3 separate regions of the Homo sapiens genome follow, and all the other regions are linked to region 2. The links are chromatin contacts, found by Hi-C or POLR2A ChIA-PET in ENCODE. All regions are on one chromosome and are shown on one strand. The core of a region is the stretch at or near the end of the contact, and the rest is flanking DNA. Distances in the headings are between cores, read along the strand shown.

The links. A loop is a pair of places that touch in the nucleus more often than their neighbours do. ChIA-PET counts read pairs that join two places held with the same protein, here RNA polymerase II (POLR2A). Pooled maps may share reads with other maps.
Region 1: a map of B cell shows a loop between it and region 2 (18-fold over the local background). The contact joins the promoter of NBEAL1 here to the promoter of TMEM237 in region 2. A Hi-C loop is called at or near these places in 3 of 168 maps with a recorded cell type or tissue (B cell and naive thymus-derived CD4-positive, alpha-beta T cell) and 10 of 50 pooled maps.
Region 3: a loop to region 2 is called in a map of CD8-positive, alpha-beta T cell, with 15 times the contacts of the local background. The contact joins the promoter of CYP20A1 here to the promoter of TMEM237 in region 2. A Hi-C loop is called at or near these places in 3 of 168 maps with a recorded cell type or tissue (CD8-positive, alpha-beta T cell, HepG2 and naive thymus-derived CD4-positive, alpha-beta T cell) and 12 of 50 pooled maps. POLR2A ChIA-PET finds 5 or more read pairs at or near these places in 1 of 52 experiments (PC-9).

What each region holds. Positions count from the first base shown.
Region 1 is chr2:203,012,310-203,016,176 of GRCh38, forward strand. It overlaps NBEAL1 (neurobeachin like 1), which reads left to right and starts at 2,566. Exons shown (of 56, transcript NM_001378026.1): 1 at 2,566-2,673; 2 at 3,847-3,867. RefSeq lists an enhancer at 2,246-2,799 and a silencer at 2,438-2,667.
Region 2 is chr2:201,642,253-201,645,632 of GRCh38, forward strand. It overlaps TMEM237 (transmembrane protein 237), which reads right to left and starts at 1,251. Exons shown (of 13, transcript NM_001044385.3): 1 at 1,107-1,251. The coding sequence starts at 1,148. MPP4 (MAGUK p55 scaffold protein 4) reads right to left here. Exons shown (of 22, transcript NM_033066.3): 22 at 2,622-3,152. The coding sequence ends at 2,958. RefSeq lists silencers at 350-539, 1,110-1,369.
Region 3 is chr2:203,236,709-203,240,456 of GRCh38, forward strand. CYP20A1 (cytochrome P450 family 20 subfamily A member 1) reads left to right here and starts at 2,310. Exons shown (of 13, transcript NM_177538.3): 1 at 2,310-2,426. The coding sequence starts at 2,355. RefSeq lists enhancers at 2,011-2,060, 2,346-2,917, 2,741-3,030 and a silencer at 2,131-2,340.

The DNA of each region.
Region 1 (3,867 bases), core at 1,316-3,815, 1.4 Mb after region 2:
CCACTACACCCAGCCTGGATAAGGTGGTTCTTAAAGATTTTGTGCAGCCCGGGCACAGTGGCTCACACCTGTAATCCCAGCACTTTGGGAGGCCAAGGCTGGTAGATCACCTGAGGTCAGGAGTTTGAGACCAGCCTGGCCAACATGGTGAAACCCCATCTCTACTAAAAATACAAAAATTAGCCAGGCGTGGTGGTGGGCGCCTGTAATCCCAGCTACTCAGGAGGCTGAAGCAGGAGAATTGCTTGAACCTGGGAGGTGGAGGTTGCAGTGAGCCGAGATCACACCACTGCACTCCAGCCTAGGTGACAGAGTGAGACTCTGTCTCAAAACAAAAAAAAAAAAGAAAAAGATTTTGTGCAGACATCTGGGGAAAGAGATGTCCAGGTAGAAGGGTTAGCATGTGAAAATCCCTGAGGCTGGAGTGTGCTTTGTGCCTTTGAAAAGCAGCAAAGAAGTCATGTCTCAAGTAAGGTAAGAAAGGCCAGAATAGTTAGAGAAGTCAGAGAGGAAAATGTTGGAGGAAAATGAAGTAGGTCCTTGCAGGCCTTTTAAAGTGGAATGGGAAGCCATTGGAGGCTTTTTAGCAGAGAAGTGACATCTTACTTCCATGTTAAAAGATCTCTGTGTTTGCTATGTTGAGAATAATCCACGGATTTGGGGTAGAGTCACGGGCAGAGTCAGGGAAACAAGTTGGAAGGCTATTACAATAAACTAGAAAGTATTTTGTATAACTTAAACCATTTTAAAGACAGTAGCCACGGCTAGGTGCAATGGCTGACGCCTGGAGTCCCAGCACTTCAGAAGGCCGAGGCAGGAGGCTCCCTTGAGCCAAGGAGTTCGAGACCAGCCTGGGCGACATACGAAGCCCCTGCCTCTAATTTAAAAAAAAAAAAGGGAAAAGAAATAAAGATAGTGGTTACTACTACTATACCACCATCCATTTAAGGAAGAAAGTGTGGAGAGATGGTTAGGTATATTTTGGAGATATAGCTGAAAAGATTAGATTGGAAGTGAAGTACATGAGGAAGACAGCAAGCACACTTCCTAGGTTCTTGTACTGAGCAAGTACAAGAATAGAGTTGCTAAGTACTAAAATAGGGTATCCCAAAGGAAAAGCATATTTTCCCCCCAAAATTTTGACATATAAATTTCACATGCCTAATGGACAACCAAGGAGAAATGCTGAATGTAAAATGTAATTTCAGGATAAAAAATTGAAGGTGTAATTTGCAAGCAACTACTCTCAATTCTGCCATGGTAGAGTGAAAGCAGCTATAGGCAATACTAAAGGAATGGGCATGGTTGTGTTCCACTAAAATTTTAGGACACTGAAACTTGAATTTGAATTTCGTCTAATTTTCACATCTCAAAATATTGTTCTTTTGATTTTCGTTAAGCAAGTTGCAACCAGAATGGACTGCAAAGCCTATAACATTTATTGTCTGGCTCTTTTTATTTTATTTTTATTTTTTGAGACAGTGTCTCGCTCTGTCGCCCAGGCTGGAGTACAGTGGCGCCATCGGAGCTCACTGCAACCTTCACTCCCAGGTTCAAGCGATTCTCCCACCTTAGCTTCTAAGTAGCTGGAACTACAGGCGTGCACCACCACGCCAAGCTAATTAAAATTTCTTTTGCAGAGACAGGGTCTCATTCTGTTGCCCAGGCTGATCTCCTGGGTTCAAGGGATTCGCCCGCCTAGACCTCCCAAAATTCTGGAATTACAGGCGATAGCCACTGCGCCTCGTCTCTGGCTCTTCACAGGCAATTTGTGGATCCTTGTTACAAATGAAACAAGATGGGACATTAGTTGATCATTTTTGAAGTTGGGTGACGGTATACAGGGTTTCGTTATACTAGTTTACTTTAGAATATACTTGAAATCTTTCACAATAAAAAGTTGTGGAAATGTTTAACAAAGGTGAGTTATCTTACGCGTTTTTCTTTCCTTATACAAAAACCAAATCTCTCTGAAAGTTGTCTATAGTTAGTAAAGCCTTTTGCTTCTTTTCTGAAAAAGAAAAACCCTTTCGAAGTCTTTAGTGGTGGTAAAATAAGCCCTTTGGATATGACACTCGGTGACGACGAAAGCAGGCACAAAAGGAAAAGAGGAGTTTTTGGGGGGTGTCTGTGTGTGTTTTGTCTTTTTACATTACTCTAAATTCCCAGAACCAATCCCGGTTCTACAAATAAGTGAAACAAAATCCCCTTTAACACCGTAGGGTCTCACGCCCTCAGATGACTCACGGAAATGACGCCATCAGCGAAAAGCGGGGCGGGCGTAGACGTCAGCACGTCAGCCCTCCTCCATGTCCAGCTGAGGGAAGGCTCGTTTCAGTGCCGCGGCCGGCGCCCGCCAAGGGATGGGCAGCCAGAGCCTGTCGACTGCGGCTGCGCAGGTATGCTGGGGCGGGGCTTCAGGTCACCCCGCCCATCCCCAGCCTACGCGACCATTGAACAGCTGCCGCCCAACGGCTGGGTAAATCCTCAGCGGCCGAAATGATTAGCCCAGGGGGCAGCCCCGCCCCCTGCTCCTCCCGGCCTCTCGCCCCGCCCCCATGTCCCGCCCGCTCGTCTGCCTGGCTGCGGGGTGACACGGGGCTTCGCCTTGGGAAGGGGTCGAGGGAAGCAGTTAGACGGCTGCCGGGCGGCGGCTGCCGCGCGGCACACAATGTGAGCCCGGTGATGGGGAGCGGGCCGTTGGGAAGAGGGGGCGGCATGGCAAGAAATGGGAGGGCCCCGGTGCTTGGTGGTGGAGGGGCTGCAGAGTGAGGGGCGGCTTTGAGTGGGCTAGGCTGTCAGGGAGTGTTCCGATACTGTAGTGCAGGCTGGGATCGCGGTCGGGAGACGCCGAGTCCGCATTCCTCAGTTCTAGAGCTTCTCTTGGCAGCTCGGCACACCTTAAGTTTGCCTCTGTTTGGGTTGTCTTGGGATGTGAGGAGGAAATTAAAAGATTCCCCCAAACACTTGGATGCTTCTTTGGGAAGTTCCTCGCCGGTGTGTGCGTGCCCACTTCTCTTGGATGGAAAGGTGGAGAGGCCAGGTGGGCGGGTGGACTTCCACTCTCCGAGGATTGTTAGAACAAACGAACTGGGAATTCCTCCCCCGCCCCCACGCCCTGCCCTGCAACACAGCAAACAGTCCCAACTACTCCACCCCCACCCCACCCCAGACGGAGTCTTGCTCTGTCGCCCAGACTGGAGTGCAGTGGCGTGATCTGGGCTCACTGCAGCCTCTGCCTCCCGGGTTCAAGCAATTCTCCTGCCTCAGCCTCCTGAGTAGCTGGGATTACAGGTGCCCGCCACCACGCCCGGCTAATTTTTTGTATTTCTTTAGTAGAGACAGGGGTTCACTGTGTTGGCCAGGCTGGTCTCGAACTCCTGACCTCAGGTGATTCACGCACTTGGGCCTCCCAAAGTGCTGGGATTACAGGCGTGAGCCACCGCGCCTGGCCCCAACAACTTTGAAGAGGAGACCAGAACAAGAACATTCTAAGAGCTTTGATGTATTTGAAATGTCTGAGATGTGGGCCTTTTCCTTGTATCTGTACAAAAGGTATGAGTGGGAAGGGAGTCTTGCTCCTTATTCTCACTGGACGCATTCTTGGTTATGAACATGTACCCATCTCTAGGAGTCTGTCTGCCCTAGAGGATTCTATGGTGGACATACTGTGTTAGCTGTGATGTTTTCCTGAAACACAAGTTTCTATGAAATCTAATCAGTCCATGTGAAAGTATAGCGGGTTGTTTGTGGGAAGTGAAGAAGATACATCTTTAGTTTTTGATAAGTCTAGATTTTTTAGTATGGCCTCTTTTTCTAACCTGTGGATGTTTTTCTCTTTCACAGATTTATTTAATTGCCCAACTA
Region 2 (3,380 bases), core at 1-2,500:
CAAAAGGGTTAAATTTTAGACACTCTTGTAGTTTGTCCCATTTAGCAATCCATTCGTTCGAACAGTAGATTAATGCAAGTACTACAAGATTAGGACGAGGCAAGCTGCCGTAATACCATCCAGTAGTCAAAATTACAATTGGAGAAGAATGACAGTCACAGGAACGCGCTATTGTTCTAAAGATGCTACGAAGCGCGCGCGATCGATCCCAGGGCTCTGTTCACGTAACTGATTTCAAAAGTCCCGCAAAAATGACGTTCCACCCACCCAGAGACCCAACCTCTAATCCTCAAAAGTAGGACGGCTCAACTGAAGACAAAAATCCTAACAATTAAAAGTAGCTAAGGCTCGCTTACCACAGGATTCTTCCCCATTCTGCGTTTAGCCGGCCTCGGCGGCCGCCGGCCCCCAAGCACCTGGCGCCCCACCCCTCCCGGCTCGGTCGCGCGCGCAGGCGCAATGCGTCATCGGGCCGCGCCGCCTGGCTAGTACCCCGCGCGCAGCGCCCTGCGGGGATGTTGCGGTGAGAGGCGTGCAGGGACCTGGATTGGCCAGTCCAGACTAGCCCTGCCAAAAAGGGGGCCTCGGAGTTGGGGGTAATGTGCCCAGGAGCAGAAATCTGGCGACCGTGGCGCTGCAATCACAGCTTTCCCGTGGTTTCCTAAGTGGTGGCGGTGATTTGTTTGCGGGAAGCGGGGCGTGACGGAAGACCTTAATTAAAGGACTCCGCAGGCGAACAGATCTCTTCTGGGCAGCTACAGACCTCTCCTCGGAGGAGTCTAGGAGAGGCCTGGCTGGAAGCCCCGGCACCCGCCGGGCCCCGGGCCTCAGATGAGTGAGGCGTCGTCGTGGCAACGCGGGCTCAGGTCCCCGCAAACTTCATGCCAGGCCTCTCTCTCCCACTCCGGGAGTTCGGTCCCGGCCTCGCCTGCGTCTCCGTCCCATTCCTGTGAACACTGGAGGGGCGGATGCGCGCACCCCACGAGCAAGGCCCTCCCTTAGTGATTCCCAGCTCGTTGGCGCCCCCCCACACACACCCACCCCCACTGCCAAGTGTAGCTGTTTACCCGCCACCTCTCGAGGCCGACGCGCCCCTCGCCGCTCACCAGGTGGCCCTCCTCCAGCCGAGCCCCCGAGTCAGTCCTCATGGTGCTCTCCCCGCGGGGCTGCCCCGGCGCAACCGCCGGCGGCCCGAGCCCAGCTCCCCGCGACGCAGCGGCCTCCGGGACCTGTGGGACGCCGGGGCTTCGTGGCGCCTGGCGAGGCAGCCGCCCCCTGAGCCAGGTCCCCGCCCGCCTCTGTCCTGCCAGGCGCTGCTGGGTTTGGGAGGAATGCGTTTACTCTCCAGGACCAACGAGTCTGTGCAGGCCTGGGTGTGTGGATGTGTATTAATATAGGCAATTCTCACATTTTCTCCGATTGCTTACCCTTCATCCCACAACTGTGTAAATCAAATTTGGAAAAACTTTTTCTCAACCTTAAAATCAAATCCAACCTCACATAAATATCACTACAAACTACCTGATTTGCATCGTTTGGTTTGGTTGGGTTTGTTTTTTTTTAAAGATAACTTTCACTTTAAGTAACAGAGAACTACAAATATTTTGAATCATGCATTCTGTTTTACAGTTAAGAAAGAAATGGGAAAGATGGAAGAATGGTGTGGATATGGAGAAGAGAATGATGCAGAAGATGAACAGATACAGGGACAGGGAAAGCGCCTGGAAATCTCAAATCTGGGGAAAGAAAGAGAAACAGCACTTTGTAATGGCATCCTAATCTTGTTACCAAACAAACGGGGCTTGTTGCCCTATACGCACAGAAGCCAATATTATGGCGCTGATTTTTTGAGAAAAGTTTTCATTGTGAGTCAGCTAACAAGGAGACAGGAGTATAGCTCTAATCTGTCTCCCTGTGTTGGCTTTAAGACAGTATTTTTATTAGAAAACGTTTAGGGGGTGGATTCTGGGATTAGTAGGTGATTGGTGGAAGGAAAGAAGCCATCTGGAAAATCCTCTGGCGTTCGCAGTTACCTCTTCATGTCCCTTCATGGGTCGCATGTGCAAATTTTGGAGGGAGTCAGTGTGAAACATGGGGAAAGATTCAAGCTGTGACGCCAGCAAGCTCATTTTGTACAGACTCCAGGTAGCCATCCGTGTTAGTACTAACCACTTTCAGCCAGTTTGCTTTGTTTTGTTTTGTTTTGTTTTTTAATCTCACAATGGAAGAAGTTTAGGCGTTTTATTTAGCAAGTTGTTTTTTATCTGCCGTCCTGCATGCTCAAGAATTTCTGTTAGTCCCTGGTTTCTTTAACTCTGAGACACGGTTTCACTCTTGTGATTTTCTATATATAGGTCTCTGGGATTAATCCATTGCCTTTTTCTAATTTAGGCCTGCATGTAGATATTGGCTGTTAAGGAAAATTAGTGTTTGTCACACCTCTCATGAGAATAATTTTTTCCTTGTAGGCCGATTTGTAAATAGTGAAGGCAGTGCAGTTTCTTGTAGGTTTTGATTTTAGATGTGAAATGTGTACATTAAACCTTTCTTGCTGAGTTAGTCAAGTAAGCACTTTTTGTAAAAGATGTTTTCATAAAACACGTTTCATAGAGTACAGTTTCTAAAGTTAACTATTGCTTATTTTATTTAGGAAAGCTCTTTATTTAAATCTTAAAAAGATCATGTGAAATCTGCGAAAGGTTCTCATACTCAGTGACTTAACATTATTCATATTTCTACCACAGCTGCATATGAGGTAAAGGAAAAAAAATTAAGTTAAAATAGGTAACCACATAACCATACAATAAAAATTTTTTTCAAATAAGATTAATTAATAAATTGCTGCACTTTTAAAGTTGTACACATTAAAATGGGTCAAATACTGTTGTTTTAGATTGCAACTATGGATCGCTGTATCAAGGGTACAGTGTTAAAACTCCAGCATTAAACAAGAAGTCTCATTGAGACTCAGTATCTGAGGAAATCCATGTTGCTGGTACCCACTGAGGCTCCTCCTGAGCCTTCTGTATGGCAGACAACAACTGGGCACATGCATCGTGCAAGCTGTCATTCACAATCACATGATCAAAAAATTGGCCAAACTGAGTTTCCATTCTTTGGGCTAAATTTTCCATCTCTTGTAGGTCTTCATCCTTTAGGAGAAATAGAAAAATATGGATAGTACAGACTTAATTGGACAAATGGAAAAAATACAGTTTGTTATGCTGTCACATTCAGTTGTGAAACTATGTATAAAAACAGTAAGGTCCGAAAATTTTGCACAGATGATTTTCAATAAAGTTTCAAAAATATTTTTTCAAAATTCTACAAAACCAGCAAACTAGAAAATAGTAATTTTTTTGCCCTCTGTTATTGAAATA
Region 3 (3,748 bases), core at 1,060-3,559, 1.6 Mb after region 2:
AACGTTTTAGGAACACAGGAAGAGGAGGTAGATGTCTAGTTTAGAGACTCACACTATAAAATATGGTGCCCTGACAATTTCTGGAATTTTTGTCTCTTTTTTACAGCCCTCAAAGTTCAGAGAGTCTCAGGATGTAGGTCAATTTAGGACTAAAAGAGAATTCTAGATATCTTGAAGGATTGGTACCTAAGATTACGGTACCTAAGATTACGGTTATATGGCTACCTTATGCAGTTAAAACTCTTATGTTTGGCCGGGCGGGGTGGTTCACGCTTGTAATCTCAGCACTTTGGGAGGCCCAGAGGGGCGAATCACGAGGTCAGGAGTTAAAGACCAGCCTGGCCAACATGGTGAAACCCATCTCTACTAAAAATACAAAAATTAGCTGGGCATGGTGGCGCGTGCCTGTAATCCCAGCTACTCGGGAGGGTGAGGCAGGAGAATTGCTTGAACCTGGGAGGCGGAGGTTGCAGTGAGCCGAGATCCCGTCACTGCACTCTAGCCTGGGCTACAGAGGGAGACTACGTCTCAAAAACAAACAAACAAAACAAACAAACAAAAAACTCTTACATTTACTGTTTTGAAAACCTATTGGGAACATCAGTTTGACAAGAAATATCTTTAAAATTCTGAACAAGAGACTTAAAAATGAACTTTGAACATACGACAGTTTAAAGCACATTTATATGCAGAGAAAGACTTAAAAATACAATTTCTGCCAAGTGAAATATTAAACAGCATGTTTCATTATATTTGCTATAGATGCCAAAAGAGTTGCCATTTTCAATGAGGTATGTTTCCTGCTTATGTAACAGTCATTTATCATAGAAGCTGTAAAATGCAATCTGGAATTTCTCTTGCCAAATTGCTGCCTGTTCTTGACATTTTATATTATTAAAGCTATAAAATCTATAAATACTTTTAGCACACTTTCACTAAAAGCAGCACTAGTAAGTAGCAGGCCTTGTCTTGTATTTCAGTAGCCACGTCAAAACTTCTGAGCCAGGCGAAATAGAAAGAGGGGTCCTAGGGTATTTTATGCCCAGGGCAACAAACGCCAAATGCTGACGTAGATAGCACTTATTCGGTTTTGCCAGGAGCTGTGCTAAGTGATTTTCATAAAATATGTAATTTAACCTACAGGCAACTCCATGTGGTATTATTTTCACTTTTTTACATAGAAGGAAATGGAAGCTTAGAAAACTGAAGCAATTTACCGAAAGTCAGAGTTAACAGAGCAAGGAAACCTGAACAGTGTGCAGCCTCCGCTCACCAGAAAGTGTCAAAGAATCACATTTACTAGTACTTCAGACAGAAATTCTGCGAAACAAGGCGTATCTACTCTTGTTTTACTCCCAGACACTTCCCTGTCCCGCTTAGATCAGTGGTGGTTTTCACTCAAATTTAAGTGTGTAACAGTGTCCCCGGGAGGGCTCTGTTCAAACAGATTGTTGTACGCGCCCCCTACCCCTGCCCACCCCGAGTGTTTGATTCAGTAGGTCTAGTTTGGGATCGAGAATCTTTTTATTTTGTTTTCCTTTTGTTTTGTTTTGTTTTGTTTTTGAGACAGGGTCTCGCCCTGTCGCCCAGGCTGGAGTGCAGTCGTGCCATCTCGGCTCACTGTAGCCTCTGCCTCCCCGGCTAAAGTGATCCTCCAGCCTCAGCCTCCGGAGCAGCTGGGGCCACAGGCAAGCGCCACCACTGTAGGCTAATTTTTTTTTTTTTTTTTTTTTTTTTTTTGTAGAGACTGGGGTCTCACTATGTTGCCCACGCTGGTCTCAAACTCCTGGGCTCAAGCGATCCTCCCGCTTCAGCCTCCCAAGGTGCTGGGATTACAGGTGGAGCCACCGCGCCCGGCATCGATAATCTGAATCTCTAACGAGCTCCCGGGCGACGTTGATGCAGCTGGTACCGGGACCACTCTTCGAAAATCATCGGTTTAGAGGTTTTAATTCTGAATCCATTGCGAAAACTGTTGGGCGGACAGAGCACTACTAACTCCTAACTTTTCTCAGAAAGCTGGGCTCTGCTTTCGCCAGCAACCCGGTCCGAAGTCGCGGGCATATTCTGTCTGAAATCGTGTGCACCGAAATCCCCGCCTTGCGGTGGAGGCTGGCGCTAGGCGGCCTCAGCCTCGGCCTGCTGCGCTCAGGAACCCGCGCCCCGGCTCCTCGGCGATCCATTGCTCTTTCCTCTGGCGCCGGCCGCAGGCCTCGGTCACGCCCCCAGCGGCCCGTTGGTTTCCGGGTCCCGCGGGGTGCCCCCGCCCACACGCTATGCCTTAAATTGGGCCAGGCTGAGGCGCTGCTGCTGGAGCGGCCGATCCGAGACGTGGCTCCCTGGGCGGCAGAACCATGTTGGACTTCGCGATCTTCGCCGTTACCTTCTTGCTGGCGTTGGTGGGAGCCGTGCTCTACCTCTATCCGGTGAGCGCCGTCTTGGCTCTCTGGGGCCCCGGGCGCCGCCCCAGTCTCTCTGTCGCCGGCATCCAGGCCAACCTGCCCGCTGCGGGCCGCAGGGGGCGGGCCTGAGAGGAGGGTTCGGGTTCGCTCCAGAGCTTCAGCGCGGGGACCGCACCCGGAGTCACGTGACGCCCCTCCCGGCAAGCTCTGAGAGCGACGTGGGCTGCGTCGCTACCCCTCAGGCGCCGGGCCAGGCGGGCGTAGAGCTGCTGAGGAAAAGCCCGCGCCCCCGCAGGCCGGTCTCACCTTGCCAGGCACCCCGCGCCACTCTCCAAGGCGGCTCTCAAGTACTTTGGGCAGCTTTTTGGCCATAACTCGCCAAACCCAAATTTCATTTCCCAGTGTGTCAGGACGAGACTCCTGGGCGCGCCACTCCTTTCTCCTTTCTTGAGGATTCTCCCAGCACTTGTGTATTCCTCTTTTCCATCTGTCCATCGATCTATCCTGACTGGAATCCAAAGTGCTCGAGGTCCAGGTCTTGCTCCTCTTAGGGGCTCCAGGCAAATGCTTCTTTGGGGAGAGCGCCGCGCTGCGGGTTCGGGTGCGAGGTTTCCTCTGCCGCTGACGCCTCTGCGAGCCTCCGGTCCTCCTCTCTCCACTTGCCTCCGTCAGCGAGAGAGGGAGGGTCTGAAAACAAAAGTGTTGATGACTGAGGACCGTCTTTAAAACCTGTTCTACACACTTTGGGAGGCTGAGGCGGGCGGATCACGAGGTCAGGATATCGAGACCATCCTGGCCAACATGGTGACACACCGTCTCTACTAAAAATACAAACATTAGCTGGCTGTGGTGGCGGGCGCCTGTAATCCCAGCTACTCAGGAGGCTGAGGCAGGAGAATCGCTTGAACCTGGGAGGCGGAGCTTGCAGTGAGCCAAGATCGCACCACTGCACTGCAGCCTGGCGACAGAGCCAGACTCTTATCTCAAAACAAACAAACAAACAAACAAAAAACACCTGTTCTACAAAGCAAGGTGGTGGTTTTACAGTGAAAGTTGAAAAGTAGCTGAACTGCTGGAATTGACCATACACCTTCTTAAATGTTCTTTTCCGAGCAGGTAAATGGATTAGACTAGAATCTTGCAACTACACAATCAGGGACTTCCTGAAATCTTATTTTCTGAGAAACTAAACAATTTTAGTGGTTCTTGAATTTTTGGTGATTTTAAAATGATACTCTTCTTTGATCAGCTCATAGAAGCACACTGTTTATTCTTAGCACTAGCTATGTGCCAGATATGGTTCCACGTGCTGGGAATCCAGCCGTGAAACAAACCGGACAGAAAAT